Regions from separate parts of the Mus musculus genome. Here region 1 is linked to region 2. Evidence: chromatin loops called from intact Hi-C (ENCODE). Cell type or tissue: heart. All regions are shown on one strand. Links, peaks and the distances in the headings refer to the core of each region. The heading gives the core; the rest is flanking DNA. Region 1 overlaps Gm36140 (a long non-coding RNA gene). Region 2 has its middle 41 kb from the start of 2210417A02Rik.

What was found. Peaks named below come from ENCODE experiments on the same cell type or tissue, not always from the same donor. Only the 100,000 strongest peaks of a DNase experiment are listed, where the experiment ranks them.
Region 1: a loop joins it to region 2, with 4 times the contacts of the local background. A loop is called at or near these places in 2 of 42 quality-filtered maps.

The regions. Positions count from the first base shown.
Region 1 is chr5:148,637,135-148,652,720 of GRCm38, reverse strand. It overlaps Gm36140 (a long non-coding RNA gene), which reads right to left. Exons shown (of 4, transcript XR_868716.2): 3 at 14,511-14,682; 4 at 11,856-11,956. Among named protein-coding and RNA genes, the nearest start is that of Gm36140, 11 kb to the right of the region's middle. In heart, for the core only: a CTCF peak has its summit at 8,206 (motif pointing left); DNase peaks (open chromatin) are centred at 6,780 and 7,150.
Region 2 is chr5:148,693,276-148,708,861 of GRCm38, reverse strand. No RefSeq gene overlaps it. Among named protein-coding and RNA genes, the nearest start is that of 2210417A02Rik, 41 kb to the left of the region's middle. In heart, for the core only: a CTCF peak has its summit at 7,668 (motif pointing right); a DNase peak (open chromatin) is centred at 8,451; H3K27ac peaks cover 706 bases.

The sequences.
Region 1 (15,586 bases), core at 3,748-11,747, 55 kb after region 2:
AGGAAAGGGGAACCTAGGTGCCAGGTTCCTCTCTTCACAGAAGCCTCTGTCTCTCCCTGGCACAGCAATAGGTGTGTGTCTCCTTAAAAACGCTTGAACCACACAGGACGGGTGAGCTCTCTACCACTGACCCTCAGAGACCAGGCCTTCTTTATCTGGACCTGGTCAGTGGGGCAGCAGGGACGGTCTAAGAGAGACCAAGCAACAGGGCACACCGTTCATTTGTGGGCCACGGAAAACAGCACCCGTAATTTACTCCCGACTCCTGGGCCGCCCTGCTGAAAACAGTCCCCAGGTCTTCTGTGTCCTTGATGGCCTTGTCTGTTAACTCCCCTTTACCCTTCCTGACACTGAATTTCCCAAAAGCCCTTCCTAACTTGCAGGGAGCGTTGCGTCTCCTGCAAAGAATTCTGGGATTGGGAAGAGTGGCCAGGTGGCCAGGAGTACTAGACAGGGTGATGCTTGCTCCTTTCCTGGTAAGCTCCGGAGGGTGCGGGTGGAGCTTCTCCTCCTCTCTTCAAAGCTAGATGTAAGGCCACTGGGTTGCTCCTTCCTGCTGTGGAGATGGAGGCACGCTGCAAGGGGAGGTATCCTGTGGCCCCCTCCCCACTCCAGAAGCTGCCTGCCTGTCGGCAGGAATGGTGGATGGACAGGCGTACTCTGTCTATTCATTTTGCTTTCTACATGGCCAGATGCATTTGGAGTCATTGATTTAAAAGCTGGGTTGGAATTCTGTTGGGGGAAGCCCAAGCCTCTTGAATACGGGAAGGAAATGAGGAATTCCTTCCCAGCTGTTCTCTGCATGGAAATTACCTGCCCCGGGGAAGAAGGCTTAGAAGGCTGGCTTGACAGGAGTGGGTTGTCCCTGAGTACTTGTGTCCTGGACTGCAAGCAATAGGACACTAGAGCTTTGGGGAAGTGAAGAAAGCCCTCTGCCCTCTGTAGCCCTGCTCAGAGCTCCTGGGCAAGCTTACAGACCACTGAGATATCCTCACTATTGTCCCTGGTCCTCTCAAGGGGGTGACCCATCCAGGGTACACCTTGAGTTTCTGCCATTTGGGAATATTATGGCCTGGCTCCTGAGACCATCTTACCTGCTCTGGTCCCCCAGGTATGGAGGTAGATGACTCCACTCTCGGTACAGCCCTCAGGTACAGTAGCTCTCCCTACTACACCCCTGCTCAGAGTTCAGAGAGCAGTGTGTGTGTGAGAGCACAAGCACACATGCACACACATATTAATTTGCACTCAGAAGGAGACGCGCATAGGGTGTAGGCTTCTGAGAATTGACCTTCACAGTGCTCTTTAGAATCCAGAAGGTAGGTGGCTGGCTGACTGTGAGACCTCCCCAACACTTCTCATGCAGACACCTTGTAAAAGCAGATGTGACACTAGATGTGAGAGTTTGCGCAGTGTTCATGCAACACATTCACAAAGCACTGAGCTCTTGAGTCAGCCGGAGGGCTTTGCGAAATTGAGCCACCCTTCATCTTCCTCTCCCAGGGATGCTAAGAAAACGAGTGCATGCGAGGGGAAAAATACTACTGCTTCCTTATCGGTTGCTGGGTACGGCCCCATGGCCCCTTCTCCCTCCGTGGTAGCCAGATCCACTGGGCACAGAGATGGACTGGAAGGAGGAAAGTTTAGCTAGATACACAGTAGTAGTATCTAGTGTAGTGCGGAATCTCAGTCTCTGGCAATGAACACGCCCAGGAACAGCTTAAGTGAACTGGTTCATTTATCGGGAGGGAGAACATGGTATTTATGCCCCTGGGGAGGTGGCCAGGGTCTCTGGAGCAAGGTTATGTGGCTGTGTACCACTGGCCAGGGAATAGGTGTTAGAAGATGCTTCATCTACATACTCAGGAGCTCTAGGGTCTTGGGAGGGGATGGGTGGGGGATGGGAGGGAGGGGGAACCTTGTACGGCCAAACAAGAAGTGAGGCCTGATAACCGTCAGCGTAATACATTCTTACTAGGGTTGATGGTGGGGGAGCCGGCCTTATGGTGCCAGATTAGGAGTAGGGAGGTAGCCAAGTCCTGCCACCCTCATGTTTGAGATACCCAGGGTTGAAGTTCCCTCGATGTGTCCTTCATAAACCTAGGCCACTATGGTCCCGCAGCTAGATGATGACTGAGGTTCTTCTGACAAAAGGCAGATTGACACAGGAAAGCAAACAAGGTGAGCCGTAAAGGACGTGGAAACCCTTAGAAATGAGGACCCGAGGAAACAGAGAAACTTGTGTCTTGGTACTTAGATTTGATGAAGAGTAGACTGTTATATGGAGGGACTCAGCAAGAGCTGTTTACATTCTCTGTATTCCTGTGCCTTCAGGGTGGGGGTAACCCCTTCCTCTCCAGATATTGAGCATCTCTCCCGTGAAAATCTTATGACCGACTTTAGACAAAAGCCAGCGGATTCCTAGATGGTTTGTCTGATCCAGAGAAAAGAAGAAATGTCACAGGCTGCGTCCTGGGTCCTCTCACTGGCTTGCATGGTGCAGATGACCTACCTCAAAATGGCTTGGTAATGACTGCTCTACCAGCCCTTTACAGGCACAATGACCCTGACAGACAGATGTGTCCGTCTGTCTAACATGTGTGTGGCCAAGAATGTAGCCTGGAAAAGCTCAAGAGAGAAGATAGCATTTGAACGGAGCCTTGAAGAAAAAACAAACAGGATTTTTCCAGTCAGAAAAGGGAGGTAATAAAAGCACTCAAAGATGAAACTAAGAACACAGGGATAGCCGGGCGTGGTGGCGCACACCTTTAATCCCAGCACTCCGGAGGCAGAGGCAGGCGGATTTCTGAGTTCGAGGCCAGCCTGGTCTACAAAGTAAGTTCCAGGACAGCCAGGGCTATACAGAGAAACCCTGTCTTGAAAAACCAAAACCAAAACCAAAACCAAAAAAAAAAAAAAAAAAAAAAAAAAACCACAGGGATAGTTTGTCAAGCAGGGGTGGGGTGGCCTTCCTCCATCCCTCAGTGACTCTTCTTGAGTGTGCAATCATCTCTGATGGCACATAACAGGAGGGGTCTGGGAACACACTCAGTCCTGGTGTCTTTTAAAGACAAGCGAGCCAAGCCTGAGGAAGGTGGATGACAGACATTTCTAGACATAAATGGCGGACTGATAAAGGTTGCACAGAGCCCTGTTAGGAAAGCAGATTTCAGCCTCGCAGGCATCTTGCGTAATCCCCACAGGGTTGCGTTGGAAAACTTAAGACCACCATTGAAACAACTGACTGAGGACTGTGCCCTGCGGGCTGGGACATCGCTGTAACAAATGCCTGTGGATAACAAGCAGACAAAGCAGAAAGGTTTATTTGGGCCGCAGTTCTGGAACTTTGGGTTCCAGCCCATGGTTGGGTTGGCCCTGTCACGTGACCAGGCAGCTCATTGCAGCCTTGGCAACAGTGGAGCAAAGCCTCGGGCCTCACATCCAGGAGGCAAAAGAAAGAGACACACCCTCAATGATCTAAGCCCCTCCCCCACGTGCCCCTTTCTAAAGATTCCACCCCTCCGCACAGTGCCATCCTGAGATCAAGCCCTCAACACATGGGCTTTTTGTAGGGGGTGGCGTGGGGGCTTCTAGGCTATAATCAAGACTCCAAGGGCTTCGGGGAGCATGTCTTTTGGGAAAATTTACGCTGATCCAATAGGTGGCAAGGAGAAGATACTGCTGGTAGCTACAGAAATTCATCTCTTGAAGTTTTATGCTTCAGCACCTGTGATTAAAGAAATAAGTCTAAGTCGGGGGGGTGGGGAGGTAGAAAAACATCTGTGCCTACAACTAATTAAAAATACTTGTGATCAGCGAACACCCTCCTCTCCTGCATTCAGGTAACAGCTAATTAATGTTAGCAGGCAGCCTGGAAACCCGCCCCTCTGGGAAACATGTTGAGCATGGATTAGCTGTACCTGTGACGGCGCCTGATATTTGAGATCATTCCAAAGGATTTTGTTTGTTTGTTTGTTTGTTGTCTGTCTGTTTGTTTGCTGGCTTCAGCCCTAATTTTGAGAGTAGAAGCAGAGTCCACACCTCCACCCATTGATTGGGATTTCAGAGGTGTCTATTGGCACAGCTAATGCTATCACTCCGGATGCACGTTCCCTCTTGCCAATGGGACCAGGAGCTTCCTAGCAAACAGGAGCTAACACCAGAGTGCTCTGAAGTGGCTTCCCTGGATTCACATTGTTAGCATATCCCCTAGCCGGTGGCTCCTTCCATTGACGGTATTCAGGGGTGCCGGTTTCTCTGGTAGTTACAGGATTCTTCTGTTGACAATATCCAGTGGCTTTTAGGGGGGGGGGGGGGAAGTAAGTCTGCCAAGGAAATCCTCCATCTTTGATAATTTCTTGGAGGGTTTCAAGACCCAAAGGAAACAGCCAAAGTATAAAGAAAAGGCCAGTTCACCACTTCAGGGGAATTCCAGAATTTGCCACAGGGCTCACCTATGAGGCGATTGGATGAAGGTGTCGAGCAGGCGATGTCCCAGCGAGCTCCCAAACAGAGGGCCCTGTCTCAGACTCACCCTGAGATCACCAACATGAGATCACAACTCTCTTGGGAGCATCTCTACAGAGCACTTAGCAGTCCTTCTGACACCTTAGCCCTCTGCCCTGCTTGTCACTGAGGATGCCCAGTGAAGGGCTCCCCCATTGCAGGTCCCTGCAGACCTTGAGTGCAGGCTCCTCAGGAGATTCATTTTCATATACTCTTGTCCCCAGACAAGAGAGCTGCCTGGACTTTAGACAGCAGGTGATAGGCACTCCCTTCATTTTTTAATTATCCCATGTACTTTGTCAAAGAAATGCAGACCAGCCATGACGTGGTGTTTGTGGTTTTTGTGCTGTGATTCACTGACTCCTTCCACCACATTCTCAAATCCTCATTTCTGTCCCTGAGGTCTAGTTTAGACTTGCTCTTCTCTCTGTCACATGCAAGTTGATTCAGCAACATTCCTGGTCTCTGCCAGGGGTCCGTCTGGACCAGACCATACCTACCTAGCCTTTGAGTAGCATCCCCAGGGATAATCCTCCTGCAAGATGCTCCAAAACTCCCAGCTTTGTTCACCTGTCTCTGCCCTAAATGCTTCTCCGGCTCCCCGACCCCCACACCCAGCATGCTATCTTTCTGTTCCTAAGAAGTGGTTGTTGTTTTTAAAATTGTAAGGAGGAAATATAAAGAAAGAAACAAAGCACACACACACACACACACCATCTTCACATTTTTTACGGGCCATGTGGGCATTTCCATCCTGTTCTGGTTGTCTCCCTCCACAGCTTGCCAGCCCATAATCCTGCCCACCTAAGGGCTCTCCAGTGCATTTTAAGGTCTCTTCATCTTCCGGGACAACTAGCATAAGGGTTAGCATATTACAACCCAATTACTTTTCAATCAAGAACAACCGCGACCAGATCAGGGGTTATTAGTAATTTGCATAATTTGGGCAAAGGAATGAGAGGCTGTACGGAGAGACTGCAGAGTTTTGGTGTAATTTAAACATAACCAATAAATAAAGGGGTAAAACAGATAACAGGACATATATGGAGATACAGCAAAGCAAGAGAAACTTGCAGCTTCCTGTAACTCAAGAGTTCTGCTCTGCCCAGGCCTGGAAACCTGGACTAAATGATTTCCCACAATCCCTCTGGCCTCTGATGACGTAACACAGTTTGAGGACCATGGAGATGCTTATTGAGTGAGTGCTCCCACAGCAGGGAGGGTTGTCAGGACTGTCTTGGAAGGACCCAGTCTCGGTCAAATGGGAAAGGCTGGTGAACTTGGACACACCATTCTCATCTTCCTAGGGAGCTGCAGATTGCATGGCAGACTCTTGCCCTGATGTGTTCTAAACAAACTCCACACTGGTGTGCGTCCTGGGCTAACACTTGCCCGGAATATGCGGCTGAGTCCTGCAATTGCTTTCCTCCCAAGTCGAGTACACTGCTTGATCGCTGTAAGCTTTCCTGAATCTGAATTTATTTTCTACATGGAAAGAGCCAGGCTATGTAGACATGCAGCCCCTTAGCGGGACTTGCACAAAATCAATGTGAACGGAGACCAAGAGGTCTTCCGCTGGGGGATCAGGAGCTACACCGGGGTGACAGAATTTACCAGATTTTACTTCGGAGAAGATGCAGTGGGTTTCCCAGTGTTGTCCAGGTGTTGGACATCCACAGATTTTTCACCCTGTGGGGCAGGATTGAACCTGCTGTGGTTAGAATGTATTATCCTAAATTCACGTGTTAGAAGCTTAATCTCAAAATTCCTATGTTGATGGTATTTGGGGGTTAAAACTTTAAGTAATTAGAACTAGACGAAGCCACAAGGGTGGGGCCCCTTGATGGGATCAATGGCTTTAGGAAGAGGACTGGAGCGGGCATGTTTGCCATGTCTCACCAAGTTACGTCTTCCTTCATAGGGGGGTACAGCAAAATGTTGTCACTCACAAGGAGTGGCCTCTGAGTCTTGGGTTTCCCAACTTCCAGAACTCTAAGAAATGAGTGAGTCTCCATTTGTTTTAAAATTTCCAGTCTGTGGTGATTTATTACAGCAACTGAAGGTGGGCTTCAATCTACTCCTTCATAGAGTTGAAGGGCACTGGAAATGTCATTAAAGGTGACTAAGGACATTGAGAAGAATTCCTAGAGCAAAGCACACAGCTTGAGCTCCACAATTTCTAATCCTCAGCCGTTTCCCGTCTTTGTTCATGGCAAGAAATACTTCCTGCCTGAGCAGAGCAGTGTTGCATGAATCTAATCCCAGCACCGGTGGGGCGTGGGGGTTGCTGGTTTAATCAGGGAGATGAATGGCAAGTTCATGACCTGCCTGGGCTACCTGGTGTCCCACCATGTAACTCCTACCCCTAAGCATTGTGGCCAAGGGGCTTCTGTTTTATTCTCTTTAGTTTACATTTTACTGTAAATGTCCTGGATCCTTCCCCCACGAAAGTGTAATTCTAGAAAATGAAGGTCCTGGGTAATGTGGGGTGCTCACCAGAGAATAATGCTCAGACATGGCTTTAAGCCAATAGAAAGTCTCTATTAGCCGGCTGGCAACTCCCCAGGGTGTTCCGGATCCCAGTGTCGCCCTGAGCCTTTCTCAGGGTGAGAGAGAGCATTGAAGCACAGAAGCCATGTTCTGGGCTGACATACTTCAGTTAACAAGAACAGTCAGCCACAAGCGGAAATCAGGAGCCCAAAGCAAGGGTACAGGCTTTCCTGGAACTGTGGACTTTGATGGCCCCTGTTTTAGTGTCGGCAGGTGGGGCTGTCTACGAGCCAAGTTTTATAGCCTAAGTTGTAGTTCCACCAAGGAGTCAGTTGTGCTAAGGTCTGGGGCCCTGTTACAGGGTTTAAACAACACATGATCTAAAACTCTTGGAAGTGTTTGCCAGACCAGCCCCGGGGGATCAGTTACAGGGCAGCTACCTGTGCCAGCCCGCCGCCTGGTCATGACGTCACTCCCTCTTCAGCCTCCAGTCACTTCCTACCTTCAGGTCTCACTTAGCTCTTAGTCTCCACTAAAGTGTTGCTCTCAGGACTTGGAGAATTATCTGGAAGGCTACTAAAGATGTTTGGCCACTTAGCCTCTTGATTCAGAACCCTGCTCTGTCCCCCTCCCCTGCCCCAGTAGTGTGACGTTAATTTCCTTCTTTCCTGGTGTAAGTTCAGTTTATCTTACCCTTATTGGGAACCGGTGATGGTGTTAATTAAATCAAGTGCTTCCTTCACACTGGTTAGGAATGGCTTCCTGCGGGAGGGTCACCCAGAGATTGCCTGGAGACTGGGGAGCTCACTTGGAAGAAACGGAGAATCAGTGGTAACAGGAAGACAGAAACAGGAAGGCTCGCTTTGAAGATGTAAACAGCCATGAGGTTAGAGAAATTCATTTACCTATGAATTTTTAACAGCAAATTGAGTTTTCTGGGAGGTAAAGTTCAGGAGCCGAGGGACTCAGCTAATCATGCTTCCTTTCTTATTTTTAAATCCTATATTAGCAAAAAGTGACGGCGGAAATAGCATACAGGTTTGGGGGTTTATTTTCTCCCATTATTAAAAGGAGGGGAGGTCCTAGAGAGATGGCTCAGTCGCTAAGAGCCGCACTTGCAGGGAATCCATGTTCAGGTCCCACCTGTTAATTCCAGTTCCAGGGAGCCATCGCCCTCTCTTGGCCACCCTGAGCACTGCATACACATGGTGCACACACATAAATGCAGGCAAACCACTCCTACGCATTAAATAAAAACAAGCAAATGTGTTTGTTTGTTTGTTTGTTTGTTTAAGCACAGAGGAGCTGGCCTAAAAGAGACAAATGAAGCAGGAGAGAGGCTAACTGCCCCTGCGAGGATTCCACTTACCAGTCAGCACTTTAAAATAATGCATTAAACTTTGTAAAGAGAAGTTTCTGTTCTAGTTGGCATGTGGAGTGTTTTCCCCCCAAAGCCCATTGCTAACAGAAGGCCTGGTCCCCTGCACATCCCGCTGTGGGGAGCATTAGGACCGTAAGAGGTAGAGTCTAGTGGTAGTAAGCTATTTCTTTCTTTGCTTTACCCTGCCATGGGTTTGAACAGGCATCCTCTACTGTAGCCCTTTCTGTGATAGTCTGTGCTAGCACAGGCCCAGATCAACAGAGACAAGCCCCCACTCACTGACCCTCTGACAGCCTTTTCCAGGTCTACCTTTCCACCATGTCAGTGTTTTTTTTTCTAAGAGTAATGAAAACCGGTTTGATTTCCTGCAGCTTCTGCTACCAGGTTCTGTGATGAGGTGCCATTCCTGTCATATACTGGAAAGCCTGTGCCCATCTGTCTATCAGGACTCCCTTCACCTAATGCTATTACCCAACCTGGCCCCACACTCCCACCAAACAGCAGCTCATAGGATCCAAGATGGCAACCCAGAGACTCAACAGGATACGGCAATGATGTGACCTGCCACTTACTGGAGAGCTTACAGACACTCTGCAAAGCTGTCAGCTTCTGTCCTAGGCAGCTGATGACACTGAAAACTCTAACAGGCACAGCCCTGATGGGTCCCACCACAAGTGCCAGGATGAACAAGGGTCATGCTGAGAGGCAGACCCGTGCTCTAAGAGAAGAGGGAAGGGCTGTCCACGCACTAAGGAAAGAATGCTGTCAAGACAAGTACGGGTCCCTATGGGAGACGTGTAAGTGTGTGACGGACCTAATTGGAAAGCTCTGTCTCCACACTCATTCACTTATCTGTTAATTTTTCTTTCCAACAAAAGTATAATTGAATGCAAGCTGTGTTCCAGTCCCTAGAGCTAGTGGTCGTGCCGTTCACACCAGGGGCATGGTAGGAGAGTAGGTTTGGGCTGGTGGGAACCCAGCTTTCCCAGATTATCATCTCTGACCCTTTTTTGTTTGCTTTATGTCCTTCAGCATATGGAGTGAGGAGCGGGGGTCATCCTTCCCACCTACCCACCCTGCAGAGAGGGGCCAAAGCCTGAACATTCTGGCTCGTGGCCCTGAGTGACAGCGATAACAAGAACTAGAGCATCATGGGAGAACTAGAGCATCATGGGAGAACTAGAGCATCATGGGAGAGGGCCAAGTCAGAGTCTGTGGATATTAAATCAGTCTCTGCCTGTATTGGCTAGTTTTGTGTCAACTTGACACAGCTGGAGTTATCACAGAGAAAGGAGCTTCAGTTGAGGAAATGCCTCCATGAGATCCAACTGTAAGGCATTTTCTCAATTAGTGATCAAGGGGGCAAGGCCCCTTGTGGGTGGGACCATCTCTGGGCTGGTTGTCTTGGGTTCTATAAGAAAGCAGGCTAAGCAAGCCAGTAAAGAACATCCCTCCATGGCCTCTGCATCAGCTCCTGCTTTCTGACCTGCTTGAGTTCCAGTCCTGCATCCTTTGGTGATCAACAGCAGTATGGAAATGTAAGCCGAATAAACCCTTTCCTCCCCAACTTGCTTCTTGGTCATGATGTTTGTGCAGGAATAGAAACCCTGACTAAGACACTGCCTTTCTGGAGGGACATACTTTGCTCATTTAACCCCCTACCTGAGACACCTGTACTCAGGGCAGGCAATTGCTACCCACAAGAGCAACAACAGAGCACAGGGTGTGGGTTCGACACACTCACCTAAGAGAAAGGCCCAGGACTTGCTTAGGAAGAGTGGGTTAGGGGTCAGCAGAGCAGAAGGTGGGGAGAAAGTTCTCGAATGTGTTCTTGGAAGTAATGAAAAGCTCTTTCACAATGGATGCACCAGGACGCCATCACGCAGTCCAGTGTTAATGAGCTGACACCAAGGAGCCCCTCAGAGTGAAGCCACTCTGCTGGGGAGGGGCCACTGGGTCCTGGTCCATGGACCATAGCCTTCATTTTTTCCTGGGCTGCTTTAATGGGCATCAGAACTCTGGATGCTGCTGAACGCAGGCCTTCCTGCTGCATCTTCTACAGCCACTGGGCCACTTTCTCCTCCCGGGCAAATGCTGAGGAGACATTCTACTGCACTTCTATATTTAGCTGCATTGTGTAATGGTGTGACAGTAATATCTGTACTCAGAGAACACCTTTGGGTAGAGAATGGGGTACTCATTGCCAAAGTCCTCAGCACAACCGTCTTAGGGAGAAAGGATGGTTGCCGATCCCTAGGGTCAGACGTAAGCTGACAGAGAGAGTGATCTCAGGGGGTGGAGCGCCATCAAGGACTCTGAATGAACTGGGGGCTGTGGGGACTGGGGAGAGACCATGAGCTGATCTGGAAAGGTTTTCATCAGACTGGCCCCTTTCATTCACAGACCTGTGGCTTCCAGGGGTGGCATCCTCCCCTCCCTGCTCAGATACACCCCTCCCCTTGCTCACACAGAGGACCTGGGGCTTAGACGAGCTCGTGAACTTGCTTAGCCTACACATACCCATCTCTACAGTGCTCTGGACTGTAGTTTCTCCTCCCCCAGCTTGAAACCTGCTTGCTCGGGGTGGAGCTTTCTGCTCATTCGTTTTGCCACGCTCACTGCTGGAACCTGAGGAGCCACACACGTGCACCTTTTTACTGGACCCGAGATTATTTGGCGGGAATCGGGTCCCCTCTCTCTTTCTTCATAACTAGTGTCGCAACAATAAAATTTGAGCTTTGATCAGTATGAATTTGTCTTGATCACCTCAGTTAAGCGTTGCCTTATTTAACTTAATTAATAGGGGGGAGAGAGATTGGAGACGTACTATTGAAAGGGCAAGCCCTTCACTGCCTCCCACCCAAATAAAAAAGCCAATTGGCCTTGTACTACAAGAGCCGGTCACTCCTTCTCCCTGTTTCCCACCTATCATCCAAAAATGCGGAGATCAACTAAAAAGTTACCTACCAAGTACTAATTAGCATCTTAAAGTCAGAGCCTGCAGCCCCGGGCCTTTCAGTTAGTTGTTTACTAGAAAGGACAGTTTTAAGCCAGATACAGTTTACCATAAAAAAGGTTAAAAAATCCCAGTAAAGCAAGTTTTTTCTTTAGCCCTAGATTCCAGGCAGAACTATTTGAGCATAGATAATTTTTCCCCCTCAGGCCAGCCTTTTCTTTTTTTTTTTTTATTTTGTTAATAATAGGGAGGAGATGTAGTCTCCCCTCCCCCAGCTTGAAACCTGCTTGCTCGGGGTGGAGCTTCCTGCTCATTCGTTCTGCCACGCCCACTGCTGGAACCTGAGGAGCCACACACGTGCACCTTTCTACTGGACCCGAGATTATTCGGCGGGAATCGGGTCCCCTCCCCCTTCCTTCATAACTAGTGTCGCAACAATAAAATTTGAGCTTTGATCAGTATGAATTTGTCTTAGCTCCGTTTCTTCTTTTGCCCCGTCTAGATTCCTCTCTTACAGCTCGAGCGGCCTTCTCAGTCGAACCGTTCACGTTGCGAGCTGCTGGCGGCCACAACACTGGACGATTGCTTCCACGCTCTGCACACCTTGGCTGAACGCAGAAGAGCTGTGAAATGGTGTGCGAAGGATTAATCACGATCCCATCTCTGAGTGACACTGAGTAACAGCCAATCAGATGCTGTACTTCACAGCACTGGCTAGACTCTCAGTCCTGAGATGATAGAGAGAAGGTTATGGGGTGAAGGGGTTCTCAAAGATTCTCTGGGCAGAAGTAAGATGTGATCAAAGCCAATTACCTCCTTTTCAATAGAGTACTAGGGAATATTAACACTTGCTGATAGCTGAGGCAATGGGTGTGGCATCCATGTCACCTCTTAGTAACGGCACATGTAGCAGACAGGAATACTAGACAGAGTGGACTCTGGGTGTTGAGTTACCCACCAAGGGTGTGATGGTTTGTATATGCTTGGCCCAGTGAATGGCACTATTAGAAAGTATGGCCCTGTTGGAGTAGGTGTGTCACTGTGGACGTGGGTTTTAAGACCCTCATCCTAGCTGCCTGGAAGCCAGTACTCTGCTAGCAGCCTTCAGATGAAGATGTAGAACTCTCAGTTCCTCCTGCGCCATGCCTGCCTGGATGCTGCCATGCTCCCGTCTTGATAATGGACTGAACCTCTGAACCTGTAAGCCAGTCCCAACTAAATGTTGTCCTTTATAAGACTTGCCTTGGTCATGGTGTCTGTTCATAGTAGTAAAACCCTAACCAAGACAAGGGGTATTTAGTCAATTGGTCAAGGCCATGGGCTCAGTTTCCCCCTATTTACATGAAGAATATGTATTCCAGCCCATAGTCAATATCCCACACTGTTCCACAGAAACACAACTCCCATGTCCGTGCACACCCCGTGCGGGGGAGATATTTGCAATTTCCTCCACCACTGGAACGTGCTGGAAGAGAAGAACTGTGGTTTCTGAGGTGAGGATATAGAAGGCAAATCTAATTCCATCTAACCCTTGGCTTGCTCCCTCTGAGGGAAGCTGGGCTCTGGGCCCTACACTCAGCGGCCCGGCTGGAGAAAAACGAAGGCCTCCAGCACCCTGGAGGCACTGACTCCCTGGACATGTGGAAAGACTGCCTCAGGACCAGAGTGTGCAGCTCCTCAAAGCACAAGGTGGTAATTGGCTGTATTAGCCATGTTTCTAGCCCTGTGATAAAGCACCATGGCTGAGACAACTTGAGGGAGAGGGAGATGATTTTGACTTTCAGATCCAGGGGGGTAAAAATGTGTGGTGGTGGTGGTGGTGGTGGTGATGGTGGTGGTGGTGAAGAGGCCTGGCTACAAGCATCAGGAACAGGGAACTGAGAGCTCGCATCTTGAACTGTGGTCATGAAGCAGAGAGAGCAAACGGCAAACAGCATGAAGCCTTAAGCTCTCTGATGGCGTACTTCTCCCAGGAAGACTGCACACCTCCCGCCGCCCCCCTCAAAACAGCGCCTCTGACTGGGGAGTATGTGTTCAAATGCTTGTGACTATGAGGGACACCTCACACTGGCCCTCGCCGGCAGCAAGAGAGGCCTCAGAGTGAGAACTACCTGCCTGCATTCTCCATCACCACAGGTAGAAATTATCAGAGTTTTACCCACTATCAGGGTGATGGGATCACACAACAAAAATGCCATAGACAGGTTCTGTGAAGCAGAGGGCTCCTGCCACAAGACTTACCCTGAAGAATCAATCAGGCCACCACACAGAGAACGGCTTCCAGAGCATAAAGAACAAGGGCTGTGTAGTTAACTGTGGGAAAGGCCATTACGCCACTAACTATTGTCCACAGTGCAGACGCGGGCGTTCCATGAGAAGCCCAGTGTGAAGTGCCCCACTGTGCCTTCTGCAGAGCTGAGGCTCTATGGTATAGATTCTATACCCTAAGGGGAGGCAGTCAAGGCAGTGAGGATATGGGGACATGGGCAGCAAGAGCCAATGATGACGACAGCATGTCTTCGGTGGCCATATCCTTCCTGCGTTGGAGGCTATGGCTTTTAGAATGGCGTTTAGTCAAAGGGAGAGAAGACCCTGAATGCAAATGGCTTAAGGTGGCAGGCAAGGTTTCTTCATTACAGTGAAAATGTCCACAAGGATCAAGGACAGTTTGGTAGCTCTTTGATAAGAAGAACCGGGTTGGGGGCTGGAGACATGGTTCAGTGTTCAGAGCACTGGCTTCTCTTGCAGCAGTCTTGGTTCTATTCCCAGAACCCTTACTAGGTGGCTCACAACCACATGCAACTCCAGTACCAGGCGGTCCAACACTTGCTTCTGGCTCTCTCTCCCTCCCCCCCCTCTCTCTCTCTCACACACACACACACACACACACAAACATACACATGCACTCTCACACAAATGCTCTGCCACATACATACTCACACACACATACACACTCATATACTCTCACATGCACACACACATATACACACAAACACTGTCACATGTACACACACACAAACATACACATGCACTCTCACACAAACACTCATACATACACACAAACACTGTCACATGCACACACACACACACACACACATACACATGCACACAATTTCCCACAGGCAGCTCCATTCCCAAGGTCCTCTCATGGTCTGAAACGGTGGCTTAGGTACCAACCTTGTGGTGATCAGTCTTCTGTCGCTGTGGAAATGCCTGAGAGAAAGTTTGGAGGAGGAAAGATGCATTCAGCCTACGGTACCAGAAGCTGTAGCACATGGCTGACTCCATTGCTTTAGGCCTGAGGTGAAAGCGTCATGGCAGAGAGGGTGAGGACAAGGCAGAGACACTCCTGGAGGGAAGCAGCAGGCAGAGAAGAGGATCCATTCACCGCTAGAGAGCACTTGCTCCAAGCCGGCCCCGCCTTTTTACAGTTTCTCCCACCTCCCAGTAATGTATCCAACTATGACTCCATTAGTGGATTGATCCACAGAGGGGCGTCAGAGTTCTCATGATTGAATCATCTCTCCATGATGGGCTCACCAGCGGGGATCCAAGCCTTCTCCACTAGAGCCTTTTGGGGGACACCTCATACACAGCCATTGCATCTGGATCCTGGCCATTTTGAAAACAGAAGGGACAAAGGAGAGAGAACTTTTATGTCTCTGTGAGGACCACAGATGCACACACACCAGGAAGAGGAAAAAGAGGAGGGAAGGAGGAAAGGAAGGGAAAGAGGAGGAGGCATGGAAGAGGGATGAAGGAAGGGAAGGAGAAGGGATGGAGGAGGAGGAATGGAGGGGAAGGAGAAGGGATGGAGGAGAAGGGATGGAGGAGGGCAAGGAAGAGGAGACATGAATAAAGAAGAAGGGATGGAGGTGGAGGGATGGAGGGTAAGGAGAAGGGATGGAGGAGGAGACATGGAGGAGGGATGAAGGAGGGAAAGGAGAAGGGATGGGGGAGGAGGGATGGAGGGGAAGGAGAAGGGATGGAGGAGGAGGGATGGAGGAGGGCAAGGAAGAGGAGACATGAATAAAGAAGAAGGGGTGGAGGAGAAGGGATGGAGGAAGGGGAGGAAGAGGAAGCGACGGGGAGGGAGAGGGAAAGCTAGCTACCTCCCATCGACCTTTGTGAAGGAGGCTGACTTGTAGAGCCCTCCTTTACAGACTTGATTTGAGCACACAGAGAACCGTAATGATGGACACTTCATCCCGATCTCCTTACCAGGCCTGAGCAGCCAAGCACCTTGTGGTCCT
Region 2 (15,586 bases), core at 4,395-12,394:
CCTCCACAAGCCCTTTCTATATTTTTAGCACCACAGTCCCTCTTATCTGGATGTGGTAACCCCTTAAAGTCTTTGAGGGCCATCCAAAAAACATCCAGGGTATCTTGTTAAAGGACGAAGCGTCAAGAGCGACGTGCCTTTTACATACTGGACCTCACATCACCTTTTGCTAGTTTTAAGGACTTTATTTACTCTTTAAGGGCAAGAATCGGGCCCTAGGTCAGCTAAAGATGCACTCCATTAAAGATGCACAATTAATTCCGTGGCACTCTGTAGGGATCTCTGCACACGACCCTCCAGCATGGCTCCTTCCTTGCTGTGACAGCCTCAGTCAGGGGCTGAGGCTTGTAGCTCAGTCTGTAATCAGTTGTTCTTCACTGCTGGCCTTGAGGGGAAAAAAAGTCATTTGCTGTGCCCCGAAGGGAGTCTTTAGTGTAATTCCACATTCCTGGCTGGTACCCAGGGCCCCACACTAGCTGTCAGTCCCACCTAGCTCCCTCCTCACCATCCCCGTGTTACACCAGGGCCCCACTCAGGGCTTTGGCATCAGACCTTCATCCGAGCTTTCAATCTCAGCTCTGCCAGTGACTCTGGGTAAGCAATTAATGAGTCACTTTCCTCTGGAAAGTGGAGTTAGTGGCACTTCCTTTATTTGTACAGAGAAGGCTTTTGAGCATATGTGAGACTGTTCGGTGACTTGGAACAAGAGCTCTTCCCTTCTGAGCTCTCCTCTGTGATTTGTCAGAAAAATTACCATAACCAGCCCACAGTGCTGGGTGAGTGGTCTGACAGCTGTCTCCCTGGTGCAGCCCTCTGAGTAGCGCTAGTGAGGACCCTATGCTGACTGCAAAGATAGCCCACCCCCCACCCTACCCCCATAGCCCCCCTTTCCAGACACCCACCTCCATTACTCCCATCAGTCCCTGGGACTCCTGGGATGGCAGGGAGGCTAGGAACCACCCCACCCCACCCCACCCCCTTTGCCAGATCCTCTACCTTAAGAAAACATTACTGGGGTCCAGAGAGATGGCTCAGCAGTTAAGAGCACTCACTGCTCTCACAGAGGGTCTGAGTTCAGTTCCCAGTACTTGTATTAGATAACTCACAACCAACCATCTGTGATCCCCCCTACAAGGGATCCAACACCCTCTCCTGGCCTCTGTGGTCATACGTGTGTGAGCGTGCACACACACACTTTAAAATTTTTTACTTCACAAGAGATAAAAGCTGTCCACACACTTCAACTTTTCCTAGAGATCCGCTGAGCTCAGCTAAACCTCGCAGTTCTTAGGAAGTGGTGGAGCCAGTTCCACACAGGGACCCCAGCCAGCCAGCTTCCATCTACTCTATCTGTGCTCTTGACAGAGTGGCTCTGCCTTTGAGGATCCAGCTTCCTTATACAGAGATCCTAAATCGGGGTATTGACGCTCGCTCGTTTCTCTTGCCCACACATAGCATCAGCTTTAATGGCGTGTTTTCCGAAGACGCTGCGAGAAAGCCAGGGGCAGCTCCTGCTGTTGCCCTGCTGCCACCAGAACATCATCATGGTACACAGATGCTCTGAGGGTCTTGTCAGAAGAAGCCTGTATCCTAGGAATAATTAAATTTTGCTGCAGAGGAATGAACGGGTTGTGTGTCCTTCATTCCGCTATTCGGTCATTGACACTAAGATTCGCCCTGTGCCTTGCAACGGGATTGTGGAGGAGACAGGAGCCCACAGGCTGATAATGCACATGGGATCCAGAAGAAGCAGACGGAAAGACTCTGTGTTCAGGGGGTGTCGGGGAAGCAGGACACGTTTACAAGAATGCCGTTCTCTTTCACCTCGGCCTTCTTGCTGTCTGGGTTTATGTTTAGTCTCCACAGCAGCCTGACTGTCTAGGGCAGACTCACAGCATATCTGATGTTTCCGTCAACAGCTGATGATCCGTGTGATCTCCATCCTATAAGGTTTAAGGGATTCTGGGAAATTCCTGGTGTGATGCCACAGACATCATAAGGTCACAAGACGGTGTGTGTTAATGGGTTGCTGGCATCCACCCGCCGGCTACACTGCCAGATGTATCTGAGCCTAGGACATATAATTATGTCCAGTACACAATATTGACAGCGCTGGTAAATAGCTAGACTGCTAGTTTATGCATCTTCCATGCTTTCCTTCCATTCTTTCAGAGTGTGTGTCTACTTATTAAAAGCAGTTTACTGTAAATGATCGACCGGCATTAAACTCCACCCCGAGATCTACCAGCATCTGGTGTTTACTGTCTCTTGACCACATGGGATAATTCGCCTGGACACTCAGGCTGGCCCAGCAGTGAGCTGTCTTCTCAGGTTAAGTAGCACAGGATTGAGGCTGCCTGGAGCTTTACCCCTCCTAACACCCAGTCCCTGGAGTCAGGTCAGTCTGACCTCACCCCTTGGATCTAGGCTATGGCTAAGTGACTCAGGCCAGATAAGAGTTCTGTCTGCCTGGCCACCGGGCCACCTGGATTGATATAGAGATAGAGTTTGCCAGGTAAGATGCAGGCTATTTTATTTTTTAAAGATTTATTTATTTATTTTATGTATGTGAGTGCACTGTAGCTATCTTCAGACACTCCAGAAGAGGGCTTCAGATCCCATTACGGATGGTTGTGAGCTCCCATGTGGTTGCTGAGAATTGAACTCAGGACCTCTGGAAAAACAGTCAGCGCTCTTAACCACTAAGCTATCTCTACAGCCTGATGCAGGCTACTTCTAAAAGCCCAATTAAAAATTTGAATTCAGGCAAACAAATCGTTCCTTCTACATGCCAGATATTTCATGAGACACTGCTAAGAAATTATTTGTTGTTCATTGTGAAATTCAAAAATATTTTTATTCGATATTATAAAAATAATCTTTATAATACTCAGGAATTTCAAGGTTAATGTGACATTGTTATGGTTTGGACGCATCTGAACCCTTGGTTCTGGATCCGTGGCGTGCTGTTTTGGATGACGGTGAAAACCTGAGAGGTGGGACCTGGCTGGAGGAGCTAAGTCCCTGGGGAGCGAGTCTAGGTGGAATATTATCTCTGGCTGTCAACTCTCTCTGTGCTTCCTGGCCTTCTGCAACGTATGCTGTGTTCTGCCACAGACCCCTGCTACCACACGGCTCTGCCTGCTCCAGCACACTTGACTCCTCTGAAGAAGCAGGTCGAAATAACACCCCCCGCCCCCCTTGTTTCTGTCTTGCATTTTATCGGTGACCAGTAGACCAAGCAGACTTTTCAATTTTGTTTTGCTGACTCTGGCAATTCTATTTAATAGTCTAGTGGAAACCTCATCTCCTCTAATCAGATGTTTTTGGAATTATGGATTAAAGTCAGCTCTGGGAAGCTGTCTTGAGGAAAGAGTTAGCTGTCAGGCCCACTGGAGAGATGGGAAGAAATTTCTCACTCTTCCAGAGACTCCAGATCCAGCTGTTCAGATGCAGCTGTTCTGATGGGCCCTGGACCTGTCCAACAAAGCAAGTCACTTGCAACTGAAAAACCTTTTCCAGGACCCCTCTCCCCCTCCCCCCACAACACCCCTCTCTGTATGAAATTGAAAGAATTTCTTTCGCCAAAAATCTTTACCATTCCTTAAAGAACATCATTCTATTTTCAGTCTTTCACAGTTTTTAATAGACTTTTTCCAGAGAGTAGCCCATTGCATTTCCAGTACCACACGTGGGTTATCTTTGTGTTCTAGAAGGTAATACATCTGCTCCAGAGATCTCACCCTGGACATTCAAGAAAAGGGTTATTCAACGGATTTGGAGCAAAAGCAGACAGCAACCAGTAGGAGCCAGCAGGGTTCTCTCTTGGAGTGGCTGAAACCTTGTCACATGGACTTAGATTTCCAGCCAAGGCAATGTCATCGGCCACCCTAGGGACTCAAATTATGACTGTGAGGAGACTGTGCCCATCCTCGGTGGAGGACTGAAGTGTTAAGGGCTGTCTACTGTGTGCTTCCAACCCCATGACTTAACCACTCTGAAATTAAGGGATCAGCCCAGACAAAGATAACAGGGTTTTAGGAAGCCGTTTACAGTGATCTCATGATCTCCATCCCGAGAAGAAGAAAAAACAGAGGAAGAAAAATTTAGTCTCAGTGGGAGGACATTGGTGTGATGCAGCTTGTCGGCTAGAATTCGGAGACTCACGCTTAGAGATAAGACATGGCCTGTAATTACCTTGTTCTTGCATGCTGGGCTTTACCAACAATTTAAGGTTAAGGGAGACATTCCACCAGCTTGCCAGTGACACAGAAGGGAGAGAAACGGGCAATATGTTGGAAGACAGAAGTGGGATTTAAACCAAGTTAATTTTCTGAATCAATGGTTTAATGCTAACATGCATATATAAGCAACTAATACACACACACACACACACACACACACACACACATATATATATATAAACAAGAGGAAGAGAACATACTTCCTGCAGGTTAAAAAATGGTCAGGATCACAAATGGAAAAAAGGGAGACAGAGACAGTAAGAGACAGAGAGAAAGAGAGAGAGACAGACAGAGACAGAGACAGAGACAGAGACAGAGAGAGGGAGAAAGATACCCATTTTGAGTTCACCCTCACTTAGCTTAAAAAAAAAAAAACACAAAGCAGAACAAACAAACAAAATCCCACAACCCCAAGGCAGTGAGATGGCTCAGCAGATAAAGGTGCTTGCAGCCAAGGCTGCTGACTTGAGTCTGACCCCTGCAAGTTGTCCTCTGACCTGTGAACAGAGTGCTCCAGTGTGCACAGCATGGGCACACACCAAATAAACATAATAAAATAATTTTCAGAAACCGTCTCCATCCCCCCAGCTTTCCTCTCTTCCTGTACAGCTCAGGCGCCTCCCAACTTGGATGCAGGTTTTCTAATTCTCCATCTACTGCATCCGGCTGCAGCTAGAACATGAGGTCCAGGATGCCTTTTGCCTCCCCACCACCAACTTCTGTGGTCACATTCTGCCTTCTAGCTCCATGCACATAGCTCCGGGTCACCATCCTGCTACACATTCTGGCTGTGTCCATCTGTCCTCCTCATGGCCACCCCCACACCCCCCCACACACTGACTGTACTGGCTGGTTTCGTGTGTCAACTTGACATAGGCTAGAGTTATCACAGAGAAAGGAGCCTCCCTGAGGAAATGCCTCCATGAGATCCAGCTGTGGGGCATTTTCTCAATTAGTGATCAAGGGTGGAGGGCCCATTGTAGGTGATGCCATCCCTGGGCTCATAGTCTTGGGTTCTAAAAGAAAGCAAGCTGAGCAAGCCAGGGGAAGCAAGCCAGTAAGGAACATCCCTCCATGGCCTCTGCATCAGCTCCTGCTTCCTGACCTGCTTGAGTTCCAGTCCTGACTTCCTTTGATGATGAACAGCAACATGGAAGTGTAAGCTGAACAAACCCTTTCCTCCCTAACTTGCTTCTTGGTCCTGATGTTTGTGCAGGAATAGAAACCCTGGCTAAGACACTGCCCCTCTGAGCACCCCCACATGCTGCTACCTTGCACTTTCTCCAACAGCTCCAGAGTGTAGGTGTGTTGCCTGCTTGGGCATCCCTAATTCTTCTGCACTTAGCTGAGGACAGCTCCCCTCTCTCTGTCTGGTTTTCAAGATGACTGTCAGCATGTCATGGTCTCCTGATGTCTCTCCACTCCAATAGTTTCTTGGCTATGGAGTGGACTGTGAATTGCTGGTTGTCTAGACATCTGTTTATTTCCCAGTGGACTCCTGTGGCCACAGGAGGTACACACAATTTGTTTGGTTCACCACTGCATCCCAGCAAATAGAACACTCCCTGGCACACAGAGGCCCTTAAAATGTTGTTTGTTTGTTTGTTGTTGTTGTTGAATGAAAACACTAAATGATACATGAATCAACAATTAGGCAAATTAGTATAAATAGAAGTTGTCAAAACTATCAAGGGGGAAAAATAGATAAGGAACGTTGATCTTGTCTGAGCCGGTCACCAGTCAGTTGAAGTCACATTTAAGCTGGAATCTGGGGACTGGCAGTGGGTGGTGAGGGGAGCTCTCCAGCAGAGCTATAATGAAATAAAGGGCAATAGATCCTGCAAAAAGCCCCAGGGACATTTGAAACTCTTTTTTTTTATTATGTATTTTCCTTAATTACATTTCCAATGCTATCCCAAAAGTCCCCCACACCCTCCCCCACCACTCCCCTACCCACCCATTCCCATTTTTTGGCCCTGGCATTCCCCTGTACTGGGGCATAAAAAGTTTGCCTGTCCAATGGGCATCTCTTTCCAGTGATGGCCAACTAGGCCATCTTTTGATACATATGCAGCTAGAGTCAAGAGCTCCAGGGTACTGGTTAGTTCATAATGTTACACCTACAGGGTTGCAGATCTCTTTAGCTCCTTGGATACTTTCTCTAGCTCCTCCATTGAAACTCTTAAAAGACAGCTCTGGTTCCAAGTCAGAGGTTTGCCGTTTCTCCTGCAGGAAGGTGAATCTGAACATGTTAGCTCACATGAGGCAGGAAGCCCAGATCAGCGCCATTAACGCTACATTGGCCCATTTCATCAGCCTCCAAGGAATTCCCAACGGCCATTGTCCTTGCTCCTGAACAGAGTGTTTGAGACCGAATAGTGAGAAGCTAGGACAAAGCTAGAGCCAAGCGAGGGGGCGTGTCCCAGGTGGGCGTGTCCCAGGGGGTAGCTTCACTTCCTTCTCAACTCTTTGCCTTCCTGTGTGATCCAGGAACCAGGACACACACAGAACCCAACAGTGTCTGGCCTCTCTTCTGAGCAGCAGATGGCTAGGTTCAACCTTAGGGATGGGTCAAGAGTTCAACCACAGCTTCCTGGCAGGGAGCTATTCAAACGCAGGAATGTGAGAATGGTACAGCCAACCAGTGCAGTTGTGCATAGTTCACACAGTCCCTGAAGGAACAAAGGAGAGGACCACGGACTCACAGGCGCAAAGAAACAAGTAAAACAGCCGTTTAAATCAACAGCCTGCCCTTTGACCCAGTGACCCTGTCCCAAGAAGCCAGTACTCCGGAAGCAGGCAGAACCTGGCAAAGCTCAGAATGGTAACATTCACACTTGTATGGTATCTACCACACAGAACGTCAGGGAAAACCCACATATCTGAATTAGAAAAGGGTGAAATGAATTATACCTCAACAACGACGTGGGCACTGGATTGTGTTTAAAAATACATTCCATTGTTTGGGAAATACAATGTTAAGTAAAATGGCTGTATAGAGAAGGGACTCACCTATTTCAAGCCCTAAATTTATACTCTCAAACAATAAATTCGAAGGAAGGTTTAGGAGAGAATCATACGTTGCTATATCTGGCTAGCATAAATGAATATTTTCATCTCGGTATTTTATTTTAATGAACCCATTGTAAGTCACCAGCACCAAAAATGTTTCTTCATGTCTTATATTTGCCGTATTGAAATATACAGAGCTCAACTTTGCCATTTCCGGGCCATTTTAAGTGCAAAAATGGTCATTGTAGTCACACTGTTGCTACAGCCACGGCCATCCCTACCATCCTTACCCTGAACGCGTTCATCCATCTTCCTAAACAGAAACTCCACCCCCACCAAACTCCCCACAGCCCACCCTTAACAAGCACACTCAGCTTTTTAATCTCTGGCATTACCTATCACGTAGTCCACAGGAGGCAGCAGAGGGCACCTTAGCATCCTAAGAGCTCTGGGGTTGTATGGCCTCCAGCATGGAACTGTGAATCCCGGATACTTTGTTTACAATGTAAGGATCTCCCTCACAGAGCCTAAGACAGCGGTTCTCCACCTTCCTAATGCTGTGACCCTTTAATATAGTTCCTTATGTTGGGGTGACTCCTCCAACCATAAAATTATTTTTTGTTGCTACTTCATAACTATAATTTTGCTACTGTTATGAATTATAATGTAAACGTCTGTGTTTTCTGACAATTTTAAGAGACCTCTGTGAAAAGGCCCATTGAACCCTCAGGGGGGGGGGGTCACAACCCACAGGTTGAGAACCACTAGCCTAGGGCCTCTGGGATGTTGAACCTGTATTGACAGTTCTTCCTATAGTCTATCTCTAAAATGTCCTCCAAAGAACTAGAGAAATGGCTCAGATGTTAAGAGCACTTGTTGCTCTTGTAAAGGACTTGAGTTCGATTCCCAGCACCCACATAACTACCTGCAATTCCAGCTCCAGGAGATCCAAAGCCGCCTTCCAGCCTTCTCTGTCACCAGACATGTATGTCATGCACTGACATGCATACAGCCCAAACACTCATAAACATAAAGTAAAAAAATAAATAAGCTTAAAAGATAAGATATCCAGCACCCAAGGTCCTGAGCTGCACAGAACTGTGACCCTCACACAATGGGCGTCACACAATGACATTGTCACTGTGACAGCTGGAAATAGGAAGTGCCTCGGAAGTGGACAGTGTGCTTATTTCCTGTTACTGTGGCTGCTGTCTAGGCGCAAGTTCAGCTTCCTTAATCTTTAAGCTGTTCTCAAGAAACATTTTTACTTCCACATCCTGTTGCATGAAGTTTTTACTACCCTGCTTTAAGCTCCAGGCAGACCGTGCTACCAGTCCCTGCCCTGTTTCCCTTGGCTCTGCGGATGAAACACGCACACACACACACACACACACACACACACACACACACACACACACACACGTTTACACAGGCACACACACATTAACTTATTTTTAATATGCCTTTTAGCTCAATGGCTGGACACTTCTAAGCCTCCTGGGGATAACCTGCCCTAACCTTCACTCCCAGCTCAGAGCCTCTAAATCTGCCCTCAACTTAGCTGCACAGTTACCTTCTTCATGCTCAGCACCCTAAATCTGACCTCAGCTTAGTTGCATTTGTAATCTCCTGCCTGCTACCCCCAGGCCTAGCTGGGGAAGAGGCCAATGGTCACTCCATCTCACATGGCTGGTAGCTCTCTCTCTCTCTCTCTCTCTCTCTCTCTCTCTCTCTCTCTCTCTCTCTCCCTCCTAAGCATGTTGAATCTTCTTTTTTCCTCCTGCGCCTCCTAGCTTGCCTGCGTGAACCTGGACGTCTCGACTCTTCTGCCCAACCATTGGCTACTAGCATCTTTATTGGTCAATTAAGAGAACTTCAGCATTTGTATGCAGATTCCTGAACCACCCCCTACAACATTCTTCCTTTTATTTCTCATTTTTATTTGTTGAGGATTTATTTTTATTCATATAGAAGCCAGAACAGGTGCTTGCAAGCAGCCTGATGCGGGTGCAGGGAACTGAACTTAGGACCTTTGCAAAGGCAGTATGTCCTCTTAACTTCGGAGCCATCTCTCTAGCCCTCCACCCCTTTTTTATAAGAGTTATTTATTATTATACATAAGTACACTGTAGCTGTCTTCAGATGCACCAGAAGAGGGCGTCAGATCTCATTATGGGTGGTTGTGAGCCACCATGTGGTTGCTGGGAATTGAACTCAGGACCTTTGGAAGAGCAGTCAGTGCTCTTAACCGCTGAGCCATCTCACCAGCCCCCTCTCGCCCTCTTTTAAATATTTATTTATTTAGCACTGCAAATTCAAAGTAGAGTCTTGTGTGTGCCAGACAGAGCTACACCCAAAGCCCCTTTCCTTTCCTTTTTAATTGTTGACACAAACTCTCACTAAGTTGCTCAGGTATGCCATGGACATGGACTTGTGGCCCTCCTGCTTCAAAGGACTAAAGGTGAGAGGCCTGTGCCGCCAGGCCACCTGACCCTTGGTCCTTGACCATTTCTTTCTCTTCATGCCTCCAAACAAAACAAAACAAAACAAACAACCCCCCTCCCCCCAGAACTCTGGATTTTGCAGAGAAGAGACAGAAACAGGATGATAAAGAAAACAGGAAGAATAATGAAGACCCGCCCCAGGTACCTGGAGAGGCATTCACAATCGCTGTCTCCTGATACTCCCGTTTATTTCATCCTGGTTATGACAAAGGGCTTTGGAAAACAAGAAAAACAAAACAAAACAAAACAAACAAACAAACAAAAAAAACAGAACAAAACAAAACAAAAAAAAAAAAACCTTGCCCCAAGCAATATTTAAATGGAAGCAGTGGACGCCAAGGTTTCTAGAACTTTCTATGTATTTGCCTTTTGAGATCAGCCATAATTCTCTGGATCTCCACACATAGCCTTTGTGTACTGTCTCCCCTTCTTCCTGTGGCGTGTCTGTGGGTTCACAGTGTCTCCCCTCTTCTTTCTCCTTTAGAAAGGTCTCCTAATCTGGCCCTGACTGCTTGCTTCACAGGCTGAAGAGGAGAATCCCAGATTGCCTTCACTCACAAGATCTGGCAGCCAGAGCCCCGAGTCCCCCAAGCCCAGTGAGCAGTTCAAATATAAAACCGCACATAACAAGAAAAGTGAAGCACCATGAAACTCTTGTTTGATTAAAAAAAGAAGAAGAAGAAAGTAAACGAAAAATAGCACCATGTAAATATTGTACGTCAAGTTCATTTGTGCTAATTAAGAAATATTGGACATTTGTTTTGAATGGGCTTAGCAACCACTCCGTTTGAGTGGAATCTTCTGGAAAGACTGGCGAGGACAGAGCGGATGTCTTAAAGAGAAAGCTTGGAATATAGACAGGCACGGATGCCAGCCCTGTCCCTCTCAGACGCCTGCCGCCTTCCAAGACTGTGTCTTTGAAGGCATCCATCTCTGTGAGGCAAGCTGTGCCCCCAGGAGACACCTCTTTCCAGAGGCATCTGTGCAGAGCAGAAGTGGGCCGGCTCGGGCACCGAGCGTCATTCTAAGATGCTCAAGTATCCCGTTCCTCTCTGAAGATGCAATCTCCTGCACTGAGGGAGTGGAGAGACTTGAGCCCAAGTTTCTACCAACACCTCTTTCTGGTCCTCTGTCCATTCTCAACGCCTCCATCCTCCTTGGGAGAGCCGTTAGCTTGACATTTTGAAAGACTTTCTCCTTGTACCCTTGGCAGACCCCCAGGCTCCGCGTTGCTGGGCTGCTTAAAGATTCAGGCTGCGTGGGCCTGGCATCAGGCTGCTCCAGGCTTGGCTGAGACCACCTGGCTCCGGCTAGGACTTGGAACGACACAATCCGGATGAAGGAGAATCTCGTATCTCTGGGGAGAACTGCCCTTGGCCTGAATTCGTCAAACAGGATTTATTGGGATAAGAGCCGAGGGGGCAGAAAGAGTAAAGAATATATTCTTAAAGCTAAGTTAAAATCTAAGTCTATGTTGTGGGTATGACAGTAAAAATAGGATTCCAGGCTCGTTTAACACAGTACGATGCAAAGCTCCACTTCAAAGCAGGTCACATGGGGTCGTACTGCCCTGGGGTCTCTGGATCCTTCCTCAAATGCCTTTAAAACAAACCCTGAAGGAGTTGATAGAACCCCAGATATTGAAGTTCCTAAGAAAAGCCTCTGGCTGTATTCCCAGAATTTACTCTCACACCACAGGAAAAAGCCATTGTTAAAGAAGTTACCAGGCAGCATAACTGACTACAGTAAGGTAGATACTCATGTTGGGGACATTGAGACTGTTAAAACAAACTATGTCCAATTAAAAGGCTTATTTTAAAGAAGTGGGCCACAATCTAGTAGTGCAAGTGCCTCAAGAGATACACAACGCAGATAGTTCCTGTCCACCTGCTACTTTGCCCAGCCCTAGATTGTGGCAATATTTGGGTGCCTAACTACTTAGAGTTGAGCATTCATGTAACACTGCTAGAGACAGACACACACACACACATACACACACACTCACACACTAGTTCACACACTCACACACACTCAACACATTAGATCACACATACTCACCCACACTTACATACACACTGGCACACACATACTCACATACAGTTGTGCACACACACAAGCACACACACATGCATGTACACGCTTGCATGCACACAGACTCACACCAGGAAGGAAAGAGAGAAAATATGGAAATGCCATCAGACCGAATCTAGACTGGGTCATCAAGGATGTCTCTTCAGAAAATAATGTATCCCCATTTTAACTCACTGACTTATAAGTATTTTTATGACTTATGGAAATGAAACTGTCAAATGTTAAAGTTGTCCCTGATTCTCTTTATTCTGTCTTTGCCACTAAGTGTTTAATTACAAATTATAATCTACAGCACCCAACATCCCCACCCCACCCCCAGTGTCTGAAAATGCGGTCATCTTGGAGACTAGTGTGATTTCAGGGAAGGAGACGGTACTCTGAAGTCAAGGAGATGAGTCAGAACCCGAACAACAGGCTTTCTAGCTCCTGACTGTGGCTGATTAGTTCAGGGTCTGTTTACTTCAGTCTTCACGAGGAAATGAAGCCTATCTTGCCTATTTTACAGGACCCTAAGAATTAGTATGCATGAATACTAATGGTGTAAAATTAAATATGATTAGGATGGAATAGCTGTTCCTAATTTAGTGGGAGAAAACAGGAGGGATATCGCTAATGAGAAGAATTACTACTGAGCACATGCAGCAAGCACCCCGTGCAGAACCTGGCTTCCAGGCAGTGGAGGACAGGGTGGATGCTGGGTACCAAACAAACCGAGATGATGCTATCTCTCCTCTGGGCCAGATGTGATGCTTTGAGCTGGGAATATCCTGCTGGGGGCACTATTACTAAAATTCCCTCCCCTGTCCTAAGGTCCCAACAACAAACTAAGGAGATTCCATCATAGTTCACTCTGGGGACCAGTGAGATAATGGGGCTTCCTTACAGAGCAACGGATGAGGGATTAGGGACAGGAGCACAGATGGGCAGGAGCAGAGGGAGCCTTAAAGCAGCCACACTGGGACGTCTGTACCCAACATGGGTAATGACTTCCCCAGGGCTGAATAGGAGGAGCACCCTCCTCTAAATTTTTCCTTACCTATAGACGCTAGTCCAGTGCTTCTCAACCTGTGGGTCATGATCCCTTTGAGGGGATAAACAAAATTTTTCACAGGGTTCGCCTAAGACCAGCAGAAAACACAGATATTTACATTATGATTCATAACAGTAGCAAAATTACAGTTTTGAAGTAACAGCAAAAATAGTTTTATAGTTGGGGGTGGAGGGTTCACCACAACATGAGGAACTATGTTAAAGGCTTGCAGCACTAGGAAGGTTAAGAACCACTGCTCTAGCCTCCTCCTAGCCCCAGGACTGAGGCATTGTGCAGTTAGGGCAGGCTTGCTTACAACTGGTTTGAAGAAGTGGCTGGATGGTCAGGTAAGGCTCCCTTGACCCTCCCCATTCCCTCCTTCCAAGGAAAGTAAATGGTCAACAAGCCCAACTGTGACAATCTTTGGTGAGCAGATGTGGCTGGTCTTTGCTACTTTGTGGGTTCTTCTTTTTGAAGGAAGGATAGAGGGGAGAGAGATAGAGATCCCTGAATCTGATGTCTTTCTTTTTGTTTCCTCTTTGAGCACAACTACTAACATACCACAACCAACCCAACTGAACCACCAACAACCACCAGCAACACCACTCAGGGCTCTAGCATTTATATACCCTCTGAAAAGTTCTCAGAATTCCAAACATCACACAATTGAAGATACTACCTGCAGCTGGCAAAATCTTGCTTCTGCTAGAGCACTAGGCAAATCATAGTCAGCTGCTCCATATAGCCCAAAGCAGCCTCATATTCCCATACTTGGGATTAAAACAAAAACATATTATAACATTTCCATGTTCTTTTAAAGAAGCCACAATTCCAGAATCCTTACTACAAGCAGGCCCAGCTGAAGTCCTAAAGGTCATAGTTTGGCTTGGAGGACAGTCCTTGTACAACAGGCCTATAAGGTCCTAGAGGGGCAAACAAAAGTTAGAATTGTGAGGCACTTTGTCAGTTGGCTTTAAAACTCAGGCTTGAAGGTGCAGGGCTGTGATCTCAGCTGCTCTGGAGTTGGAGGCAGTCTGTCTGGGTGACTTAGTGAGAGGCCCAGTCTCAAGCTACAGAGCAAAGCGCTGGCTGGCTCTCCTTAGCAGTAGGGTTATTGGCTAGTGCATGAGGCCCTTGGTTTAAGAACCACAAAGGAGAGAAAAGCCTACCTAGCCTTTGCAGAGAAGCAGGCAGCCAGCATGCTGGATAAGGGGGTGATATAGTCAGGGGGATGCTCCGGCTAGCCTGAGAGGCCCCTTGAGATAATACAATGTTCTTCTCTAACTGTGGCCATGGAATGCACTCTCCCTCCGCTCTTGCAAAGCCCACCAACCTTCTAATTAGTTGTCAATATACTCAGCTGCTGGCTTTCGGGTCTCATTAAACCTGCCTCACAGTTGAGCAAAGCGAAGGCAGGCAACCAGGCTGAAGGGTTTGGCCAGGGAGGGACATCTGCTCCCCTCGTGGCCTGTGGCATCTGCTCCCCTCATGGTAGTGACCTGAACATCTGTCTTTCATTCATTTGGCTGTTTTTTTTCCTTAACCTCTCAGTCTTCAGAAAATATCAGGATGGTTGCGGGGCAGCTGTGCAGGCATGCAGCGATATTCTCTTATGTCACCATGAGCATGTGTGAGGAGCAGGGTCGAGGTAGATCGGTGGTTCCCAAAACTAGCCTAAACTTAAACCATATATTTGAAAGCAAATACAGGTCTGTCCAGAAGGCTCAGAAGACAAAGGGGCTTCCTGCCAAGCCCCATATTAGGGTTGAACAATACCCTTCCATGGGGTTTGCCTAAAGCCATTGGAAAACACAGATATTTACATTAGGATTAACAACAGTAACAAAATTAGTTATGAAGTAGCAATGGAGATAATTTTATGGTTGTGGTCACCACAGCACGAGGAGCTGTATTAAAGGGGATTAGGAAGTTTGAGACCCGTTGGCCTAAAACTCTAGGTTCTGGGATTGTTTTCTCCCCTAACACAGGCACCAAGCCCACCCCTGCATGACTCTCCGGTCTTTTGTTAGCAGCAACCAGAACATTCTCTTGTCCTCCTAGGCACAAGTCTTGCCTACACATAATAGCTTCAGAACTTGGTTTGCCCACAGTTGCCTAACGTGGGATACAATGCAACAACTCCCCCTTTTGCCATGTCTGTCCAAGTTCTACTCTGAGATGTCACAGGAAGGTCCTTGGAGCCCTGCTGCAGACCTCCCAGGCCAAAACTTCATGCTGATGGGAGAACGGGCTTTCTTTTATTAATTTATTTATTTATTTTTTGGTTTGGGTTTTTTTTTTTTTTGTTTTGTTTTTTGTTTTTTCAAGACAAGGTTTCTCTGCGTAGTCCTGGCTGTCCTGGAACTCACTCTGTAGACCAGGCTGTCCTGAAACTCAGAGATCTCTGCCTCCCAAGTGCTGGGATTGAAGGAATGCACCAAGATGGTGCATTCATGAGGCTGTGGGTCTAAGACTCAGGGCTGTGCAGGTGAGTACACTGCACTCACTGATTCTCAACTGGTTTGTACAGTGGAATCCGTCCTATGCCTCTGAAAACAACGGGTGTGAATATAAATGCTTTGGGCATTGTTTTCAACTCCCAGGGTAACTCTAATGAGCCCTAAAACAACAGATGAATGAGTGGGTTAAAATTAAAAGCCAAAGAAACCACTGGGGGGTAGGTAAGGGAGAGGGAGGGGGAGTTG